Regions from separate parts of the Homo sapiens genome. Here region 2 is linked to region 1. A link is a loop called in an ENCODE intact Hi-C map of the cell type or tissue named here. Cell type or tissue: IMR-90. All regions are shown on one strand. Links, peaks and the distances in the headings refer to the core of each region. The heading gives the core; the rest is flanking DNA. Region 1 overlaps PIK3R1 (phosphoinositide-3-kinase regulatory subunit 1). Region 2 holds the start of LOC105379012 (a long non-coding RNA gene).

Region 1 (11,022 bases), core at 1-8,000:
GAAATTAAATACCCGGGAAGTTTCATTATTGACAGAGATGTCAGTGAAGTGCCAGAGTGAAGTGGCACTGCCTAAGAACAGAGTGTGAAGGCACTCTATCTATTAAGCACAACTCTAAGAATTCTTGCCTTAAACACAATAAGAAAACAATGCCATTTTATGTTAGCTTTGGGAAGGGGGAGTAAGGTTGGAGAAACTCTTTTGAGATCATGAGTTTCTGTGCTCATTTGTCAGAGAGATTGTAATGTTTGGTTGAAAAAATAAAAACTTAGTACCACAGATACACCAATAGTGAAAGTGATATGCACCTGTTTGTGATGAGACTGCAATTGCTAACATTTCTATTTAAACAAATTATTAGCTCTTATTAGTGAGCTCTGAAAATGCAATTCATTAATTTAAATCTATGTGGGCAGGAGGAATATGGGCACTCACTGTACTTTCCACTTGATTTTGCTGTGAACCTAAAACTGCTCTAAAAAATAGCCTATTTTAAAAAATATAAATCTGTGGTCACTAAACCTTAAGATGAGCATTGTTTTGTGTTTTCATTTCAGGGAAGAAGTGAATGAAAAACTTCGAGATACAGCAGACGGGACCTTTTTGGTACGAGATGCGTCTACTAAAATGCATGGTGATTATACTCTTACACTAAGGTAAGCCAGGGAATATAGCTGAAATTAGGGTTTTGGGCTGATATTAAAACATATTTCCTTATTCCAAAATGTTAATACCTTTATTTTTATATTGTTTTTACAGGAAAGGGGGAAATAACAAATTAATCAAAATATTTCATCGAGATGGGAAATATGGCTTCTCTGACCCATTAACCTTCAGTTCTGTGGTTGAATTAATAAACCACTACCGGAATGAATCTCTAGCTCAGTATAATCCCAAATTGGATGTGAAATTACTTTATCCAGTATCCAAATACCAACAGGTAATAAAAACTGAATGAATTATCCAGTTACGATGTTTAGACAAGATCCTTTTAATACTTAGAAAACATTTGAAGCAGATGAATTACATGTAATCAAGTCTAAAAAACTTGACACTCGTAATTACATAATTGCAATTTTAAAGATGTTTCCATGTCAGCTATTTTGTTAAACAATTGTTATTTGATTAAATACCTTATCCATTGAATTTATTTTAATCTTTCTAGGATCAAGTTGTCAAAGAAGATAATATTGAAGCTGTAGGGAAAAAATTACATGAATATAACACTCAGTTTCAAGAAAAAAGTCGAGAATATGATAGATTATATGAAGAATATACCCGCACATCCCAGGTGAGTTTTCTATGAAAATCAGATTAAAAAATAAGAGTTCTAAACTTTTAAAGACTAACATGGAAAAAAGAATTTAAAAGGTTGAGTTTTTACGAATGAGGTGGGGGTGAGAGCATTTATTTGTGAATCATTGTTGATTATTCTAGTGTAATATCTCTAAAGCTTTAAACCAAAAATTTTAAGTATCAGAATAATAAATTAAGTTCACGTGATAACTGAAGCAGTCACTGAGTTTCAAGTTGATTTAATTCGTGATAGAAGGATCCTGTTTAGATTGGAAGTTAGTAATAACTGGAAGTTTCACAGACTTGTCTAATCCCTGAAATGGAGATTTAGGCATTAATATATATCCTACCATGAAAAGGAAGGGCTATATACTGCTGTGCTTTTCTAGACCCTTATTCTTCACTGGTCACTCATGTATCTGGGAATGCCAGAGGGAACAGAAAACAACAGGGATGCTATAAACTACAATAGCTTTTAAGAAGATAAAAACTATAGGAAATTGCTACGCAATCATTTTTCATAGATTGAGAAAATTCTCCAGAGGAAATACTTGTTTCTGGGATACTGTTTTAATGGATTTTATGAATTTGAGTCCCACTCTGCTAATAATACAGATCAAATGTCCTGGTAGTGTCTTGCAGTAAGAGATTGTTCTATGAAAGGTATGACATTATCTTTTTAAAATTATGTTGCAGGAAATCCAAATGAAAAGGACAGCTATTGAAGCATTTAATGAAACCATAAAAATATTTGAAGAACAGTGCCAGACCCAAGAGCGGTACAGCAAAGAATACATAGAAAAGTTTAAACGTGAAGGCAATGAGAAAGAAATACAAAGGTTGGTGTTTCCCTTGTTCTTGTGCTAGAGATAACCAAAATCCTCTAAAACCATTTAAAGATGATCTCGCTTTCTGTGCTTTGAATGATCACGTGGACACAGGAAGGGGAATATCACTCTGGGGACTGTGGTGGGGTGGGGGGAGGAGGGAGGGATAGCATTGGGAGATATACCTAATGCTAGATGACGAGTTAGTGGGTGCGGCGCACCAGCATGGCACATGTATACATATGTAACTAACCTGCACAATGTGCACATGTACCCTAAAACTTAAAGTATAATAAAAATAAAAAAATAAAATAAAATAAAATATGTTGAGCCACTCCAAAAAAAAAAAAAAATGACAGGAAGAGAAGCCACGCTTTACCTAAGGAAAACTGCTGGGAAACCATAGTGAAACTTTTCATAAACTTTGGGGACCGTTCCTGATGTACCCAGATAATAACAAATACGTTTCTTTTGCCTGCAGGATTATGCATAATTATGATAAGTTGAAGTCTCGAATCAGTGAAATTATTGACAGTAGAAGAAGATTGGAAGAAGACTTGAAGAAGCAGGCAGCTGAGTATCGAGAAATTGACAAACGTATGAACAGCATTAAACCAGACCTTATCCAGCTGAGAAAGACGAGAGACCAATACTTGATGTAAGTATTTGAAATGGAATCCTATACATGAATAATTGGTGATTGCTACAATTCAGGATGAGTTAATGCGTTCTCTTTTCAAAACTGTTTTTCAGGTGGTTGACTCAAAAAGGTGTTCGGCAAAAGAAGTTGAACGAGTGGTTGGGCAATGAAAACACTGAAGAGTAAGTAGTTACTAAAGATGGTGATAGCAGAAGATTTTTCTCATTTTAGGAAAATGCATGACTTGCTTTGTTTTTAGAACAAGTGAGGAATTTTACTGAGTTTGGAACATCTTGTAGGAGAAAATGTATAAACTCAGTGCCATTATCCAGAATTTTAAAAAAAGAAAGCTTAGCTAAGGAGGACTAGGATTTATTTTTACTCATAATGCTGTGAAACAACTCTCTGTGTCCATAATGATGTCCCTGAACATCTGAAAAATCCCAAAATATTTTTGGAACAGTCAGAGAAAAAATAATTATGCTTAATATATTTTAAAGCTTAAGTATATACTTTGTTTGAATTAGTCAAAAACTGGCAATCTGCCTAGTCAATTTCCTGATCTAAACTGGATAAACGAGATTGTTTTAATACCTTCCACTCTGCCCAGGTACCTGAGTGTGGTTGCTTGAAAACAGAAATAGTACAGTTGATTGGTAACTCTTTGTCCTGGGAGGTTGCACTGGAGGCTGAATACCAGGAGAGGAAAACTCAGGTCGGGCAGAGGCAGGCATGTGATGGCCAGTCTGACTGGCTTGGTAGGGGCCAGGAGGGAAGTGACGGGGGTATGCCTAGGGAAGACAGCAAGGCAGGCTGATGGCTCCTGCACTCTTCATTTAGAAACTTTCTGTCCTGCCTGCCTAGCCAATATTCACTGGTGGAAGATGATGAAGATTTGCCCCATCATGATGAGAAGACATGGAATGTTGGAAGCAGCAACCGAAACAAAGCTGAAAACCTGTTGCGAGGGAAGCGAGATGGCACTTTTCTTGTCCGGGAGAGCAGTAAACAGGGCTGCTATGCCTGCTCTGTAGTGTATGTATCTCCAGCAAACTTTTCTTTACAACATCTCATGAAGAGATGTTTCATTTATTCATTCATTGAGTTTTGGGGGCAAAGATTTGACATAGTTTTAGTCTTGAATAAGCTTACAGTACAATAATGTAGAAGAGAAACCAAAGCAGCTGTAATACCATTTTAAAGTCTAGCCAGAAGTGTATGTTAATACAGTCTAATAGATACCTACTGTTTAGTTGGAAGACTAGGTTTGGATTCCCATTCAGTGCTAATTAATCATGAGAAATCGCCAAGTCTTTTTTTCTCATCTTTAAAATGGAAGTGGCAGTGCCTGCCTTTTTTGCCTCTCAAGGCTACTATAGTTAGAATCTGAGGTAATTTATGTGAGAACATCACCCATAGGAAAAATACTCATCAGGAACAGGTGAAAAAAAAAAGGATTCTGATCATTATCCTTGAGATAGGTACACCCACATTGGATCACTGACATCACCATTTCCAAGAAATTAATGTCCTCTAGTAGGGAATGGTTCTAAAAGTATGTTACACTCCATGATCACCTTTCATTTAATGAGAGAAATAGTCCTACAGCAAAGAAGGGTACTTTTGTCCTTACTGTGCATAAGGGCACATGCAGAGATGGAGAGTTGTGCAGACACCTCAAGGACAGCCAGAAAGAAGGAATCCTATGAATAGTCATAATGGGAGTAATAGTAACACTGCTAGTCATGGAGCACTGCAGATAGTTGTCCTCATCATGATTGGAAGCTACCACTTGTTGCATGCTTACTGCATGTCAGGCATTCTATCTAGCATTTTGCATGCATGATCTCATTTCATTTCTCAAAGTAACTGTATTACATGTATTTTACTATTGTCTTCCCTTTAAACCATTTTAAAGATGAAAATACAGTCAGTCAGTGAAGCTGGGTTACCTACCCAAGGCACTCGGCCAGGTGTCAGTTGTAACCTAGGACCCTTTCCCCAAGTTGAGACTGCACAATAATGCTTTTTATTAAAGATGCCCTGAAGAGTTGTGAATTGTCTTGGACAAGCTCAAAAGACAGTTTTTCTTCTCTCCTCTCTAGGGTGGACGGCGAAGTAAAGCATTGTGTCATAAACAAAACAGCAACTGGCTATGGCTTTGCCGAGCCCTATAACTTGTACAGCTCTCTGAAAGAACTGGTGCTACATTACCAACACACCTCCCTTGTGCAGCACAACGACTCCCTCAATGTCACACTAGCCTACCCAGTATATGCACAGCAGAGGCGATGAAGCGCTTACTCTTTGATCCTTCTCCTGAAGTTCAGCCACCCTGAGGCCTCTGGAAAGCAAAGGGCTCCTCTCCAGTCTGATCTGTGAATTGAGCTGCAGAAACGAAGCCATCTTTCTTTGGATGGGACTAGAGCTTTCTTTCACAAAAAAGAAGTAGGGGAAGACATGCAGCCTAAGGCTGTATGATGACCACACGTTCCTAAGCTGGAGTGCTTATCCCTTCTTTTTCTTTTTTTCTTTGGTTTAATTTAAAGCCACAACCACATACAACACAAAGAGAAAAAGAAATGCAAAAATCTCTGCGTGCAGGGACAAAGAGGCCTTTAACCATGGTGCTTGTTAATGCTTTCTGAAGCTTTACCAGCTGAAAGTTGGGACTCTGGAGAGCGGAGGAGAGAGAGGCAGAAGAACCCTGGCCTGAGAAGGTTTGGTCCAGCCTGGTTTAGCCTGGATGTTGCTGTGCACGGTGGACCCAGACACATCGCACTGTGGATTATTTCATTTTGTAACAAATGAACGATATGTAGCAGAAAGGCACGTCCACTCACAAGGGACGCTTTGGGAGAATGTCAGTTCATGTATGTTCAGAAGAAATTCTGTCATAGAAAGTGCCAGAAAGTGTTTAACTTGTCAAAAAACAAAAACCCAGCAACAGAAAAATGGAGTTTGGAAAACAGGACTTAAAATGACATTCAGTATATAAAATATGTACATAATATTGGATGACTAACTATCAAATAGATGGATTTGTATCAATACCAAATAGCTTCTGTTTTGTTTTGCTGAAGGCTAAATTCACAGCGCTATGCAATTCTTAATTTTCATTAAGTTGTTATTTCAGTTTTAAATGTACCTTCAGAATAAGCTTCCCCACCCCAGTTTTTGTTGCTTGAAAATATTGTTGTCCCGGATTTTTGTTAATATTCATTTTTGTTATCCTTTTTTAAAAGTAAATGTACAGGATGCCAGTAAAAAAAAAAAATGGCTTCAGAATTAAAACTATGAAATATTTTACAGTTTTTCTTGTACAGAGTACTTGGCTGTTAGCCCAAGGTTAAAAAGTTCATAACAGATTTTTTTTGGACTGTTTTGTTGGGCAGTGCCTGATAAGCTTCAAAGCTGCTTTATTCAATAAAAAAAAGAAATGAAAAAGATATATGAATATGACAAAGTATTGCTGAGTCCAACAATGTTGTTTTAAGACTCTTAAAATACGGTACCTGGCAATGTTTATTTCATAAAGAATTGTGAACTTCTTGAATCTAGGGAGGGGGAATGTAGTGAAGGGATGTATCAAGTGGGGTGGTGGGAGGGGGAGGCAAGGTTATATGCACTTTCTCATGATTTACAGAGAAGTGAATAACTGCAAAGTGAAGTTGCTTCTTCTACTTCAGTCTTCTCTCACTTTGATTTGCTAGTTGTTATCAATTAATGACAATTACAAACCTACTGTATCTCTAATACAGTGTGACTGGTCAGGTATTTCAGTTCTTAGGAAGGAAGTGCCAAGTTTGTTTTTGGGTTCCTGGAACAGCGCTCACCTTTGTTTAGAACACTGGTTTAAAGGGATAATCATCTCTGTCACATTAGACTATCCATCATGACCAGCAAATACTCATTTTAGGAAAAAAAAAAGCATGATCTGAAAAATACTTTTGGTGGTATGTTGGTTACCCTCCTAGCTTTCCATTTGGTTTAGAACATAAAGCAAATAGACACAGTCATACTGTCACTGCTCTGGACTGTGTGGAGCTCGCTAAAGTCATGGTCATTGCAGGAATCCAAGTGGCAGTCCTTCTCATTCATTCTAATCATTGTATGTGCTTCACTACGGGGGGGAGAAGGAAACGTTAGCATCATGTTTCCCATTTAGGGCAGGAGTGAGAGGTCTCTCTTCCTGATTTAGATATGCAAAAGCTGGTATGTTCAGTAGGAACTGTACATGTGTTGGGAGGCATAAAGACTAATTAGCAACCATAATATGGTCACTACCCTAATAGACTAAATGAAATCTTGCAATTTCAAATTACTCTTTCTCCATATTAGATTTACCCACAGCTATATTTCTGTTTAAGTACTAGGGTGAGGGTTTTCTGTTACTTTGTTTTTTAATGTTGTTCCTTTTGAAAGAATCAGTCTTGCAGCTGAGTGAAAAATCTGTGGAATGTATTATTTGTCCTCTTTACATGAAACTACTCATACTTAAGCAAAAGTCAGTCTTATAGCAAGACTGTTAGCCCTCAAACTTGACTCTACTGATCTGACCATTTCCCTCTCATCGCCAGACAACTGACGATTTCCCTGGTTTTAGTCTGCGTCTCTGCTTTAAAGTTATTGTGATATCCTTCTAGATCATACACAAGTCTAACAGTTAATTAGTTAACAGTTTTTAAACTAGGTTTGTGGGTATTTTTTTGGTAGCACATGTATGCTATTACATACAAATTTTTATTTCTAAAATATAAGATCTGAGATTGAATATTTTCATTAAAAGCTACAGTTTTGTGAATCTTTGTGCTTCAACATTCTTTGCAAGATGATACGGTATTTAGGCATTTGCCTTATTTTTGCATCTCACAAACATAAGTGCAATAGATCTTTTCATTGAACAGCAAAGTAGGATTCATCATTCCATATGACTTGAGTTACACCAGACCTGTTCTGCCCAATGCCTTTTTGATTACAGTGTAGCTTGCCCACCGCATTTGTCGTTTTAGATACTTTGCTAGCCGGCCACTTTGGATTTCATCAGACAGTCCTAACAATATTGTCTGAACGGCTGAATATGAATAGATACAGCAGAGGCACTCCTGATATATGATTTTTATCCATGCGTCAGTTTTTCCCACCCAGTGTAGCATCCTAAAGATAAAGCCAGAAGCTAAGCTGCAGTGAGGCTGTGATTGGGCGTAGAAGTGGGAGCATTGGGACCTCACATTACACACACGAGAGATCATAACCATGTGAAAAGGCAAAAAGCATGTGTTTGCAACATCTGATAACTTCATGGCCTTTGATAAATGTATATATGTATATGTGCATGGACTGTGTTTCCAGTACACCTTTCAGCCAAAACAGATCCACAGTAGTTGTTGAGTTCAAGTACATAAAGTACATAACAAGCGAACGTCTAGTACAATTCTTACTTATGTGTATGGGATTTTTCCCTTTGAGGTTGCTTTGTTTTGTCTTACAAAGGTGAAAATTGTTTGTAAGTGAAGTGAGAAGTTCATATTTCTTTGGCTTTTTTGTGTTTTTAAAAGTTACTCCTTTTAGGGAGCTGGTCTGATGACTTGCTTAGCTTGGAAATCCTTGTTTTCAGTGTGTCGAGTCAAAATGTGTTTATGTGAGCTGTCACTGTGGGGAACCAATTGCTTTGTCATATAGCTGGTTATGAACTAGTAACATGTTTGGGAAGTCCTACTGATGTTCCTTTGGAAGAAAAAATCTGCTGGTTTTAACAACTGTGCTTTTGCTATGTATGGTATCCAAGTTAGTTGAAACGCAGACACTGAGATCTGTTTGAGTTTAGGGTCATTTTTAGAAAGGGGCAGTTTAAAGCACAATGTCTCACATGGGACAAAGTTCCAAAATGCCAAATTCTTATTTTTTAAAAAGCTAGTTCTATAAAATACTGGTATTATGGGTGGGGAGGAAATAGAATTGAGTCAATTGGAAAGACTATCCAACTTAACATGAAACTTGTCACCATGAGATAGCATTAGCTGCCCAGGATGCTGCTATATATATATATATATATATATATGTGTGTGTGTGTGTGTGTGTGTGTGTATATATATATATATATATATATATATATATATATATATATGTGTGTGTATATATATATATATGTGTATATATATATGTATATACATATATGTATATATATGCACATATATATATGTATTTAAAAAAATCAAAACAAAAAAAAACTCATTTATACCTGTGTATTTTTTAAAGCTACAATCTGTTCAATGTTTTTAAAAATCTGTTTATATGACATTGTTAAAATAAAGTTGGTCTTTTGACGAGAGGGAGGATGTCACGGTCAGTTGTAACTTTGCCTTCACAAGGCAACTGGGGTGGGGGGTGGGGGTAGTGTGCCTCCTTGACATTTCGTTCAAGTTATAGATTCAATGGAGCTATGTCTTGTTTTAAGTTGCTTTAATGCATTGTATTAGATCTTCAAACAGAATAAAGGTTGTTTTGAAACTGAAGTTTTGGGTTGAAATTTCACTTATCACCTAAGAAATCTTTCTAAAACAGCTACCTTTTGGCTTATAAATGTTGCTGCTATTTCTGTTGTCTCCCACCCACTCCCTTTTGATTGTTATCACAGTATCTCATTTTTGTAAAGTTGAGAAGGACATTGAGTGGTCACATGTAAGTAATACATATGAGCTGTCTTTCATAATTTCACTGTTTTTTGAGACGGAGTCGGAGTCTCACTCTGTTGCCCAGGCTGGAGTGCAGTGGCGCTATCTCGGCTCACTGCAAGCTCCACCTCCTGGGTTTACGCCATTCTCCTGCCTCAGCCTCCCGAGCAGCTGGGTCTACAGGCGCCCGCCACCATGTCCGGCTAATTTTTTGTATTTTTAGTAGAGACGGGGTTTCACCGTGTTAGCCAGGATGGTCTCGATCTCCTGACCTCGTGATCCACTCGCCTCGGCCTCTCAAAGTGCTGGGATTACAGGCGTGAGCCACCGCGCCCGGCCAATTTCACCATCTTAAATGAGGAAATACACCTAGGTAATGTCCCTTCAAGGCACGTTCTCGCTATAGGAAAACTAGAATGCCCATCATCCTTCAATTCTCGCCTCCTCCGCATTCATACCCAAACCTTGAGAATCATCCTCTAAGAACGAAGTGTCCAGTTTTGTCTCTGTTGTGCAGTCTGCATATTTTGAACACTCACAGTGCAGGGATGACATGGGACTGTAGACAGGGAGCTAAGTTACACCTCAAATGCAGATTTTACATTGTATCACCTAGTCAAGATACACAAGTCTTACTGTAGGATAACTTTCCCATTTGTTTTGATTGCTAAGTGGACTTAAGGCAATACCACTTTGCATGTATATGGTGTTTACATGTAGACACAGTGAGGGTCTAGACCTGAAAGACATAGTCTAGTAGTAGAGGGGAGAGGGACGTACAAATAATTACTCTCAGGGCAACAATGACTAATATTTTTTGAGTATGGCAGTAGCTCCCAGACTGATGTTCTGCTTTCCCCCTGCTCTGTTTGGTATCACAGAGAACTATATTCGCTGGAGCGCTTGTCCTGGGGCTTCTAGGTGTCTCTTCCCTGGCTCTAGCTCCTGCCAGATAGACCCTCATTTTCAGGTCTGAGCAAACCCCCTCTGCTCTAGCTCTCAGGAGAAGGCTCTGGAAACATTACCTACTCCCATTTTTTACTCCAGCCCAAGAAGTGGTTGCAGCTTTATGCTGTTGCTAAACGTCTGGTTTCCCTCACCACCCCCATTTGGTTTCTGAACCCTTCCCTCACTCAAGTAATTATCATTCAATTATTCCAGTAAGAGCTAGGGTAATTCCCCCCCCACATACACACACTGGTCTCTGACATATCAAGTGATTATTATCTGTTAAACTCTTTGTTTTACTCTTTCCACAATTACCTGGGTAAGATGATTATATTCCCATTCTTTAGATGAGAAAACAAGCATAGATGTGAGATGACTTGCTCAAGATCATGCAGCATCTGAGAACAGAGTTGAACGCATAGGCTTCTCAAGCCAGAGCTCTTTGCCCCTATGCTGTAATGTAATAGACTTTCAATGGAAAATGCACAAGAGAATGCAAAAAAAAAAAAAAAAAAAGGCTCACTGGTAACTTTTTGCTGGGGAGGTAACCATGTGGCTTTCAATTAGTAGACAGTGCACAGGTGGTCAATGATGAATCACAGGAAATAGCCTGGGCTTGCTTTAAACCAGTGGTTCC
Region 2 (11,641 bases), core at 1,111-9,110, 190 kb after region 1:
TGTGGGCCTGAGGAGCTGCAGTGTATTTAAGCTCTAGTCTGCTGGACTTGAATGAGCCCAGTGGAAAGGAATGGCTAGTGTGATCATAGAGCCTTTAAGACATTGGACACTCACTCACTCACCTATTAAAGGAGGAACAAGTCTTAGGAATCATGCTTCCTTGGTGCCCATTCACTCACTAAGCTCTTTAGGAGATTTAGATTAGACGCATAGATCTTAGCAGTCCTCCAAACCAAACGCCTTGTTTTACCGATGAATGAACCAGCCTAAAGTCACACAGATCATAAGTGGCAGATCCATGACCAAGGTCATGATTTGATGATTTCTAATTCTCTAACACCCTACCCTTCCTTATGTAAAGACAAATTAGATGAGACTTTGTCCTCAAGGAGTTCACAATCATGCAGGGGAAATGAGACTGTGCAAATGAACAATGGTTATCCCAGCATGAAAGCGTGATAGGGAGGGGGCAGAGATTTAACATATGCTGAACACCTACCATGTGCAAAGGGTTTATTATACATTTTCTCATTTAATCCTCACATCAAACGTATGAGGAATACATTATCATCCCATTTTATTGATAAGGAAATGGAGGCTCAGTGATTCTGCTGTAGCCTGTCTACATATCCACTGCTCTGGAGACCCAGGTTGAGTGGACTCCTGAGGAAGGGTGGTTCAGGCGGAGAAGGCTGCTTGGAAAGATGAGGCTTGAGTTGGTGCATTGCACTTGATTAGGTGCAGAGAAGCCTCAACAGATGGAGGAAACACAGATGGTCTCCCCATGATTACATCACCACCCAGAGAAGGTTGGAAGCAGTTACACGCCCACTGCTTTGCAGTCTCAAATGTAAACTGCCTAGAAAACTGAGCATGCTGATGAGAAGTTTTGTCTTAAACCTGCAGCACCCCTATTTACAGATGGTCTATTCTGAGCAAGGAGCAACACAATATATAGTGGGGAGTTCCTGAGGATGTAGAGGACCCTGATGCCCCTTTTGTGAGTTTATCATTTCATGAAGAACTAGAACCGGCATCAGTGAAGGGCAGAGAGACGGACAGTTGGACGTAGCCATATGCAAGTGCTGAGGGAGAGTCAGGGAGAACAGAATAATGACAGGTAGCATGGTGTGGTGTGTGGCGAGTTTAAGAAGGAGGAATAGCCTGAGCAATGGTTTGAAGAACTGGCTTGGCAGAGAGCAGGGAGAAGCTCCTGAGGGAAGGTTTTGAGGTGAAGAAGGAAAATTCCATGCTTAGCTGGAGGAGAGAACACAAGACAGAGTATGGCAGCTGGAGATGAAGCAGTTTGGTAAGGAATATATGTTGGGAAGTTTAGAAACTCATAGATTCAACCACATTACCCTTGATCACCTGTACACAGAACCTCAAAGACCTCATCCACTTCAAATACCTTTGGTTATTACTTTGGTGTTGTCATATCCCCTGTGTACATGGGGGTCCTGAGTCAGAAAGAGAAACAGAGAAAGGCCTTTCCAGAACTGAGATTTGTATTATCCCCTTTCCCTAACAAAAGTAGAGGCTTAATGCAAGAGATCAACTAGATTCAAGTAAACACTTAATTTACATTTTATAAAGGGGCTTCAGAATGCACATAGACCTTCAATTGAAATGTGCAGGAAAATTAAATCACTAACTATCAATGGGCATGAGTTGCTCTTTGAGGAATCTCTATTATACATAAGCTTAAGGAGATGCTCAAATACACTGGGTGCCCAATTTTCTGAACTCTTTGTGGCTGTAAAGGTGAAAACTGGAATTTGTGTTTAGCAAAGCCTCTCATGCAGTAAGAAAGTAAAAACATTCTTCTTGAGGAAACACTGGACAAATGGAAATACCTAAAGGCGGGGGCTTCAGACTGAGATGATAAACATACTGTTTGACAATAAAAGACTTGCAATAATAGGTCATTGTGTTTATTTCTGCAAAAATAATATTCGTTGCCTGATTTTTTAAACTTCCTCTAATGGAGAGAGAGACAGAAGACTAGAACGTTGGTCTCTGGGGAGTGACCACGGTTACCATAAACAGTGGTGCAGGGAGTGCCCTGCAAAATGTGCCTGCTAAGAGGACAACTGGGGAGAGAAATACAGTAACCTCCATTAGAATATGAGTTCCATGTAAGGTAAGGGTCTTGAGATCTTGGTTTCTTTCATATCCCCAATGTCTAAAACAGTACTTAATGCATAGAAATTGATCAAAAAGTGTTTATTAATTGAATGAATAAAGAAAAAAAAACCATGATCTCAGCAATATGGTATTGGAGTGGAGGATCAGGAAGAAGGCACCCAGGAGGCTACTCCTCCCAGGAAGAGGCAAGGCCACTACTAGGGTATTCACGTCTCAGATCTAGTTTTAAATTTTTCCTATCTCATAGTTAGGAGATGACCAGACATGGCCAGCGTGGAGTGGTTCAGGACGAGAGCTGGGAAGAGTGGCAGACACTGCTGGGTACTCAGCAGCCCAGCTCCCCTTTTCCTTACCAGCCATATTCATATTTTGTTTTAGATGGGAGTGCACTTTGCTATAATCCTTGCCTTCCCAGGCTTCAGAAAATGCACTGACACTCATTTCAGGTCACTGAGATATAATTAAAACTTGGCTAGGAATTTCTGGGAAAGTTTCACTTTTCTGCTTCAGGGGTTCCCCCTTGGTCCTTTGCCCCTTATTCTTTCTGCTGAGAGTAAGGACATGAGCCTGGAAAAAGGGCAGCCATTCTGTGACCATGAGGCAACAAGCATGAGGCAAAAAGTCACATGTTAAGGATAGAGGAAAAAAATGTTGATAGGACATGGAGCTCCTAAGACTTTACAGAGCCCTCGTACTGCTCATGTCCAGACTTTGAATACATGAGAAAATCACCCCTCCTCCTGTTTGGTTAAACCACAGCAGTTGAGTTTCTGTTACATGCAGCTGGACCTAATTTCTAACTGACACAATAAGCAACCACCAGGAATGTAAACTCTACTGGGATGCTTAGAAATACTTGAGCAGGATGCAGGACTTCTTGTATCCAAAACGGAGACTTGGACTAAGACTGATGGACTTCCAAGGACACAGTGGCTCCTCAGGAGGTTGGAGAACTTGGGTTACAAAGTAAAGAATTTTACAACAGTGAAGCCTTTGGAGTTACTGAAATATACTATGAAGGCAGCCTACAGATTCTAAAGTATGTGTTTTGGGAATTTCCGTTCTGACAACAGCAGAAATGACCCCTTAGTTGAACAATGCCTGAAAGAGCCATCTGTCTAGAACTGCAACAAGCTTGAGCTGCAGTTCTCATACCAGTTTGAGAACTTCACATTCTTTCTGTTGCCTAATACCACTGAGTCGAAATGACCCAATTTACTTTGAATGGTTGCTGTTAATTTGATCTCCAAATTACTGGTTGGTAATTTTAGTGTCCATGATCTGAAAGTACCCTGTGATTGTAAGGAGGAACAGTTGATATAATCACTATCATCAAAATAACAACCTCATTTCACATGCTAACACCTTGAGTTTGTTGACATTGTTGGTAACTGTGGTACACATCTATTCTGCTTTACACAATACTGGTGTGAATTAGTGTCCTGGAGAACTGTGGGCTCTTTGAAGTATATTTGGAGACTACCCTTAGCATCCATGCAGCTAGAAACAACAGAAAGGTGTTGATTGGTAGATATATTTTTAGTCAGATTACTTCAGCCCCAAACAGAAAGTGCTTAAGGCAGTAAGTACTGAGGTACATCTGATTAGGGCTCATAAACTTTATTCAGAACTACTTCTATAGCTAAGTGGCTGGTGTGACATGGTGTGTCTACATGTATGTGTGTTTTGGTGAATGCCTTTAGGTGATCCACTCTCATATTTAAAAAAATAGATTCCCACTTTTATCCTATAGGGCTTCAAAATTTACTTAAAAAATAGCTTTTTGCATTCACCACAGCTATGTGAGCTAGTTAGATGTCTTAAGCAAAATACCTCCACCCCTTTCAAATGAACAAACTAAAAGTAAGCTTTGATATGAGGCCGGTTCTCAATTATTTCTGAGAAAGGTCAACAACTTAGATATTATATTCAGATGTACAAAAGTAAACACAGATTTTCTCTTTCACATTTCATCTTGTTTGGGAGCTCTTCATTTCTAAAGACAGCAAAGAAAAGTTGATATTTTCACATTGCCACTCAGGGTTACTCTGTTTCTGCTCTTCCTTGAACTGTTCCAGACCTCTTTGGCTCTTGCCTCTGTTGCCTTCACTTGTCTCCAGTGTGATGCAGCTCATCTTATTTGCCCTGGCATTTGAGCTAGAAGTTTATAGTTTCTGTCATATTCTCCTGTCACGAAGACCTGACATCATGAAATGATCTCCTCATCTCCCCTCTCAGACTGTTCTCTGTCCCTCTCTGGTCCAGCGCCCTATGGCACTTCTTGATTCCTTTATTGAGGAGCATGGGGACACTGAATGCCTGTCCAGGCCACACAGACTACCTCCTTTCTAAACTCCTTCCTGGGTGGCACCATGTTGCTCCGTGCCAGGAAGAAAACAGGAAACTCCCCTATAGGGAATCAATATTATAATATTTACGTTAAAACATTTGGAATATGTCAACCTCCCCTCAGAGTTTCTCGAAACTTTATTCCCCCAGGGATTTTGATCCAGATAATGAAGTCATGTTCCTCAATTCTGACATCTTGCTTCTCTTTCTTCTCCTTCCTGGGCTCCTCTCTCTGGAATCTGAAGGGCTTTTTTACTTTTCCTTTCCGTCAAGTAAAATTTTTTCTTACATCATATCCTCCTTCCCCTTTTTACTACAGTCTACAAATAAATCTCTGGAGTTCAAATCTACCAAGCTTCACTCTTCTCCCCCACCCCCCAAAAGCTCTATTGAAGGACAAGTACAAATAAAAATTAAATATATTTATGGTATACAACATGATGTTTTTATATATGTAAACATTGTGAAATTATTAAATCAAGCTAGTTAACATATCTACCACTTCACTACTTATCATTGTTTGTGGTGAGAACATTTAAGATCCATTCTCTTAGCAATTTTCAAGTATACAACATATGATTGTTAACTATAGTTAACAAGCTGTAAAATAGATCTCCAGAACTTATTCATCCTGTCTGACTGAAACTTTGTATCCTTTGACCAACATCTCTCCATATTCTCCCTTTCCCACCCCGCAGTCCCTGGCAACCACCATTCTACTCTCTGCTTCTGAGTTTGACCTTTTCAAGATTCCACATTTAAGTGAGATCATGAATTATTTGTCTTTCTGTGCTTGGCTTATTTCACTTAGCATAATGTCCTCCAGATCCATCCAATTGTAGCAAATAACAGGATTTCCTTCTTTTTTAAAGGCTGAATAGTATTACATTGTGTATATATACCACATTTTCTTTATTCATTCATCTGTTGATGGCCACTTCAGGTTGATTCCATATCTTGGCTATTGTGATAATGCTGCAATCAACATGGGAATGCATATATATTTCAACATACTGATTTCATTGCCTTTGGATATATACCCACAAGTGGAATTGCTGGAGCATATGGTATTTCTATTTTAAATTTTTGAGAAATCTCCACACTGTTTTCCATAATAGCTGTACTAATTTACATTCCTACTAATAGTGTACAAGAGTTCCCTTTTCTCTACTTTCTCACCAACACTTGTTGTCTTTTGACTTTTTGATACCAGCCATCTAAAAGATGTGAGGTGATATCAAACTGTGGTTTTGATTTGCATTTCTCTGATGATTAGTGACATTGAGCACCTTTTCATATTCCTATTGGCCATTTTTATGCCTTCCTTTGAGAAATATCTATTCAGGTCCTTTGCCATTTTTAAATAGGGTGGTTGTGTTTTTGCTATTGAGTTGTGGGAATTTCTTATCTAATTTTGGATATTAGTCCTTTATCAGATTTATGGCTTGCAAATATTTTCTGTTATTCCATAGGCTGCCTTTTCACTCTGTTGATTGTTTCCTCTGCTGTGCAGATGCTTTTTAGTTTTATATAGTTCAACTTGTCTACTTTTGCTTTTTTTGGCCGGTATTTTTGAAACCATCTCCAAGAAATTATTGCCAAGACCCATGTCAAAATTTTCTCCTATATTTCTTCTAGGATATTTACAGTTTCAGGTCTTATATTTTAGTCTTTAAGTCTAGATTAAAGAGACTGTACTTTCTCCATTGTGTAATCTTGACACCCATGTCAAAGATTAGTTGGACTATATGTGTGTGAGTTTTTTTCTGGGCTCTCTATTCTGTTCCATTGGTCTATATATCTATCTTTATGGTAGTACCATACTGTTTTAGTTACCGTACCTTTGTAATATATTTTGAATCAGGAAATGTGATGCCCACAGCTTTGTTCTTCTTTTTCTAAATCACTTTGGCTATTGTGGGTCTTTTGTGATTCCATATGAATTTTAGAATCATTTTTTCTATATCTGTAAAAAAATCTCACTGGGATATTGATGGGAATAGCACTGAATGTGCAGATTAGTTTAGGTAGTATGGATATTTTAACAATATTAACTCTTATTATCCTTGAACATGGAATGTCTTTTATTTATTTGCGTCTTTCTTTCATCAATGTTTTAAAGTTTTCAGTGGAGAAGTCTTTCACCTCCTTGATTAAGTTTATTCCTAAGTATTTTACTCTTTTTTGTGCTACTATAAATGGAATTTTTACATTTCTTTTTTAAATAGTTCACTGTTAGTGTACAGAAACACAATTGATTTTTGTACTTTGATTTTGTGTTCTCTACCTTTACTGAATTCATTTTTTAGCTCTAAAGGTCTTTTGTGGAGTCTTTACCGTTTTCTACATAAAAGATTATGTCATGTGATGATTTTACTTATGCCTTTCCAATTTAGATTTCTTTTATTTCTTTTTCTTACTTGATTGTTCTGGATAGGACTTCCAGAATTATGTTGAGTATAAGTGGCAAGAGTGGGCATCTTTCCCTTGTTCCTGATCTTAAAGGAAATTGTTTTCAGTTTTTCACTACTGAGTATGATGTTAGCTGTGGGCTTATGATACATGGTCTTTATTATGTTAGGGTATATTCCTTCTATATCCAGTTTGTTGAGTGTTTTTGTCATGAAAGGGTGTTGAAGTTTGTCAAATGCTTTTTCTGCTTCTACTGAGGTGATCATGTGATTTTTATCCTTATTCTATTAATGTGGTATATCACACTTGACTCTTAACAAGTAAAGGGAAGTTTAACTATGTAGAAGATTCTTGTATTTTTCAAAAGCTTGGCTTTCAAGATTATTGTGCCCACCATCTCTTTCCCTGTGGCAACCAACTTTAAAAAGGAACCCAGGTAAATAGGATTTGTCAGGGAATTTCTTGAAAGGAAGAATAAGAAAAACTAATTTAATATTTTTAAAATATCCTCCACTGAGTTTATGGACAGCAAACTGTTGTGTGCTAACCATACGCGAGGCACTATGTGCTTCTCAGGCTTTTTCTCATTTAATTCTCACAGTGCTCAATGAGTTCTTCACTTATGAGGACACCAAGTCTTAGAGAGGTTATAGATCTTGCTGAAAATCATATAACTAATCAGAAATGGAGCCAGGATTTGAGCCCACGTGTTCAACTTGACCTTGAAAGAGTCAAGACAACTTGTAAGAGTACTGACATGTGTCACAGTGTTGTAGAAAAGACAGAGGGGCATGGACAAGAAAATCCATGTCATGTTCAAGACTGTGTACCACAAATCTCATTATACCCTGTTTTCCCATGCTTTTCACTACAATTTTCATGCCCCATGAAACACAAATCAAAGTACTGCTCACTGGAAGAGTGTTCCACAAAGAAGAACCAGCTGAAAGTTTGGCAGGAGGAGATAGAAGGAGGAAGGCATGGAATGTTTACAAAATATCAATTTCTAGGAAAAAAACCTGCTTAGTGAGTTCATTAATTTTTCACCTACACCACTTTGAAGAGAATTTTAATGAGCCATTATTGGAAATTTGTAAGGGGCCTATATTTTGGGTGCTATATTTTTATTGGTTTCCTTTTTATAAAGAGGCAAGACCAAAGTACACAGTGTTCAGATGACTTGCTTAAAATGGGAGGCATCTGAGTCACAGAAGTAAAGTTAAATTCTCTAAGCTTCCGGTCCCATAATATCTTTCCTTAAATACACTTTTTCCTCCAGCTTCACTTTTTCAATATCACAGGATGATTCTGTAGGAAGAAGAAAATCCATCTGACCTGCCTACACTCTAGTGAAGCAACCTCCTTGAAACCCATTTCTTTTCATACTCCAGAGAAATTATGTTTGAAACAACAGAGGTGGTAGAACTTTGCAAAAAGTGAAAATCCATTGATCTTTTAAAGATCCAGAAAGCAATGTTTCTTAAAATACAGATCAATAGCATAAGACCATATTTTAATATTGTCATGTTTACCCACTCATACTATTTATACCTTAGTATGTGCTATTAGGAGTGAAGAAAAGCAAATAGTCAAACTTGTCTAAAGAGAAATGACAATAGATTCCGGAATAGCAGTAAAAACAATTAAGATTAGTAGCTGATACAAATGAAAACATCTTAGGTTACTTAAGAAGGGTTCTTTTATATAATCAAAGGTAGTAAGAAGAGATGGAATTAAGACTCCAAACAGAAACAAATTAGGGGAAGCATGAAAAAAATGGAGCAAGAATAGTTTTGAATACATAAAGAGGAGGAAGACATAGGAGTTCAACATGCCTGTTGAGAGAGAACTCAAGTAAATTTTCATAAAAGTGGGAGAAATGGCTTGAGAAATGAAATTACTTTTTTGTCTAGGTGTGTGATGCAGGATCAGTGGGGATGGATGCCAGATACAGGCATATTTCCCAAGGGAGGAAGAAATAGAAAACAAAGTGGGTTTCCTGCCGGAACAGGTGGTGTGTTGACATGTACACATCTGACAGCCGGGCTTTTGAAGCTTTCCAAGGGTCTGACCAGGCCAGTCTGAGTTGTCTGTAAGACTTCAGGGAAAAGCAACACAGGGGAGTCTCAGTGATGTGGTTTCAAATGTCTTTGGACACATGAGACATAGCAGTTGTGGGTAAGGAAAGTAATGGGGCATCCTGCTATTGAGCACAAGGCTGAAAGCTGGGTTAGACTCAGTCACAGCTCATGATTTGATATTCTCAGCCATCCATTATAAGAAAGGAGCCAAATGTCTGTTTAAATCTAGGTGCAGGCAGATATTAACTCACTAAACTCCCCTTGACCTTCTTAAATACTGGAAAAGCTTTATCAGGACTTTCTCTTTCTTCTTCTTTTCTTTTTGGGGGGCGGTAGTGGTAGTTAGTAAGTAGGAGGGTGGGCCTGAAATTAGGAATGAATACAGAAGGTGGGAGTGGAAGGCTAATGTGCAATGTTTCTGCAAAGTTTAGAATCTTGTTTTGTTTGAATAACAGGCTTTCCTATGCTCTGTGATTGGGACTCTGTAAGTGACATACTTAAGCAATCACAAAAATGACAGTTTGGGGCTAGATTTGGGATGAAACTATCAAACCAAATAGTGATGACTGGCGAATAATGTTTTTGACCCTGAATTATAGTTGAGGAGCAGTAGTCATGGTATAAGCATAGGCTAAGGATAAGATTGCTTGCTGTTTGAATCCCTATCCTGCTTCTTGATTGGGTGATACTGGATATCAAACTGTGTGATCTTGTGTAGTGGTCCCTTAATTTCCTCCATTATAAGGCATGGATAATAGTAGTACCTATCTGTGGCAGAAACATTGTTTGTGCCTACTCTCCTGGTTCTTTTCTTTCCTGGAACAATGGAAAATCATGTTTCCCATTCTTTCTCTGCATCTATGTGGGACCATGTGACTAGCTCTGCCCACTGGGATGTGGGCAGACATGGCTAGCTACATCAGTACTAATTTGACCCCTAAAACTTTCCACAAGATTTTCCATGCCTTTTCTCTCTTCTCATTGTCTGCTGGCCAGTTGTAGAAGATCCAGGAGAGGAAGATTTAGGACTCTGAAGCTGTTGCTGCCTCCCTGAAACATGGCGTGAACATTTGTCTTCCAATCATCAGATTTACTGTGATGTAAGCAAGAAATAAATCTTTTCTTGTGGGAAGGCATTAAGATTTGGGGGACATTTGTTATAGAAGTCAGCCTACTCTAATACTATTTCAAAGTATTAGTCACTCTTGACTAAAAACTATATATTGGGGTTGTAGTGAAGATTAAATGAGTTACTGTATATAAAGAGTACTATTATAGAACGGTATCTGGCATATAGTAAGCTCTTGATAAATGTTATCTTGCATATTATAAGTGTAGAATTGGTTGGTTGGGTCAATCCAAGAACCCCACTTGGTCCATTAACTTGAAGAAATGCTATTTGCATCTTCTTAGCAAATTTGAATATAGACTGGGCCACCCATCCCTCATAGTTACTACTGGGTTCTATGATGAGCTTCATTTAATCACTTTGGGTCAGATTAAGCATGGCACTATGTTCGAATGGTTGGAAATCTGTGAGGACTTCTAAGTATCAGACATTCTACTATTCATAGGTGCCTTTTCATAGGGGCCTAAGATTCAGATGGACAATAGGTCTTTTAGGTTCTGTTCAGTAATTTTACAGAAGTCATCACATAAACTGAATACTTATGCTGAAGGGCTCTGAGAAGGCTTAAAAATGCTATATGCAAAGGGCTTAGCACCAAACCTAGCCCAGTTTTAAACTCATGCTAGGAATGTAATAAATAGTAGTTATAACAATAATAATAAATACATAAACCACCACCACCACCATCATCATCACCATCATTTGAATACCTCTTTTCTTCTGAGAACTTCAAGACTGTATCTATATCATACTTTCTACCTCTGGCATGCCATTTTATATTCTGACACTGTTATGGCCTTGCTTATTACATAATACCATCTTTTTAAATATTTTATCTACCTCTTGCCTACTTTGACCAGAGGCCATTACTTGTTCTTATATTTGCTTGACCTAATGAGGCTAACTTGTCCTTGCCCTCTTTAAAACAACCTTTATGTATTTGCAAACTCCACACTGGTGTGTTATTGGATATCATGCATTAGATATGCAATATTACCCATTGAGATCTCAGTGATAATTAGTCAGGGGAAGGTGATTTTTTTTGAAAGAAATGTTAGTTTCAACTCTGAAATTCCCTTTTCTTTAGTAGGTGCAGGTCGATAGGTAAAGGCCTTAATGTTTCTTTAATGTATAGATGAGCAAATCTAACTACTTTTAGGTTTGGCAAACTTTATCTGGCTATTTTCAAGAATTATATGGCTGGCAACTCCTCAGATGTATTCTGCCAAATGCTTTCTCTCCTTAACCTGTGTGTGTGTGTATATTTCAAAGGGAATTTAAGCCACAAATTTATTTATTAATTTTATTACAATTAGATTTATTATTTATTATTACTTAGCTGATTTATTAATACTTAGCTGATCAAATATGTGGTATTTGTCTTAGTCAACACTTACAGGTTCCAAATTCTGTTTCTCTGACCCAGGAAACCCTGAGAGGTTGGCAGCAGCCACCCCCTAAAGAACAAACCAAACTGGTTGTCTGAGCCTGGGAAGAAGCTAGCCCACATCTTTCCTTTAGA

Evidence for each region. Hi-C counts contacts between places; a loop is a spot of excess contacts. Peaks named below come from ENCODE experiments on the same cell type or tissue, not always from the same donor. Only the 100,000 strongest peaks of a DNase experiment are listed, where the experiment ranks them.
Region 2: it touches region 1 in a loop (19-fold over the local background); 2 of 110 quality-filtered maps call a loop at or near these places.

The regions. Positions count from the first base shown.
Region 1 is chr5:68,292,544-68,303,565 of GRCh38, forward strand. It overlaps PIK3R1 (phosphoinositide-3-kinase regulatory subunit 1), which reads left to right. Exons shown (of 16, transcript NM_181523.3): 9 at 558-656; 10 at 760-940; 11 at 1,166-1,291; 12 at 1,993-2,135; 13 at 2,605-2,781; 14 at 2,877-2,945; 15 at 3,628-3,798; 16 at 4,869-9,278. The coding sequence ends at 5,058. Among named protein-coding and RNA genes, the nearest start is that of PIK3R1, 82 kb to the left of the region's middle. In IMR-90, for the core only: no CTCF peak of the experiment used is centred there; no DNase peak of the experiment used is centred there.
Region 2 is chr5:68,481,596-68,493,236 of GRCh38, forward strand. The region is part of intron 3 of LOC105379013 (a long non-coding RNA gene); the gene reads right to left. It overlaps LOC105379012 (a long non-coding RNA gene), which reads left to right and starts at 1,842. Exons shown (of 4, transcript XR_948411.3): 1 at 1,842-2,143; 2 at 9,987-10,090. In IMR-90, for the core only: no CTCF peak of the experiment used is centred there; DNase peaks (open chromatin) are centred at 2,906 and 3,226; H3K27ac peaks cover 1,251 bases.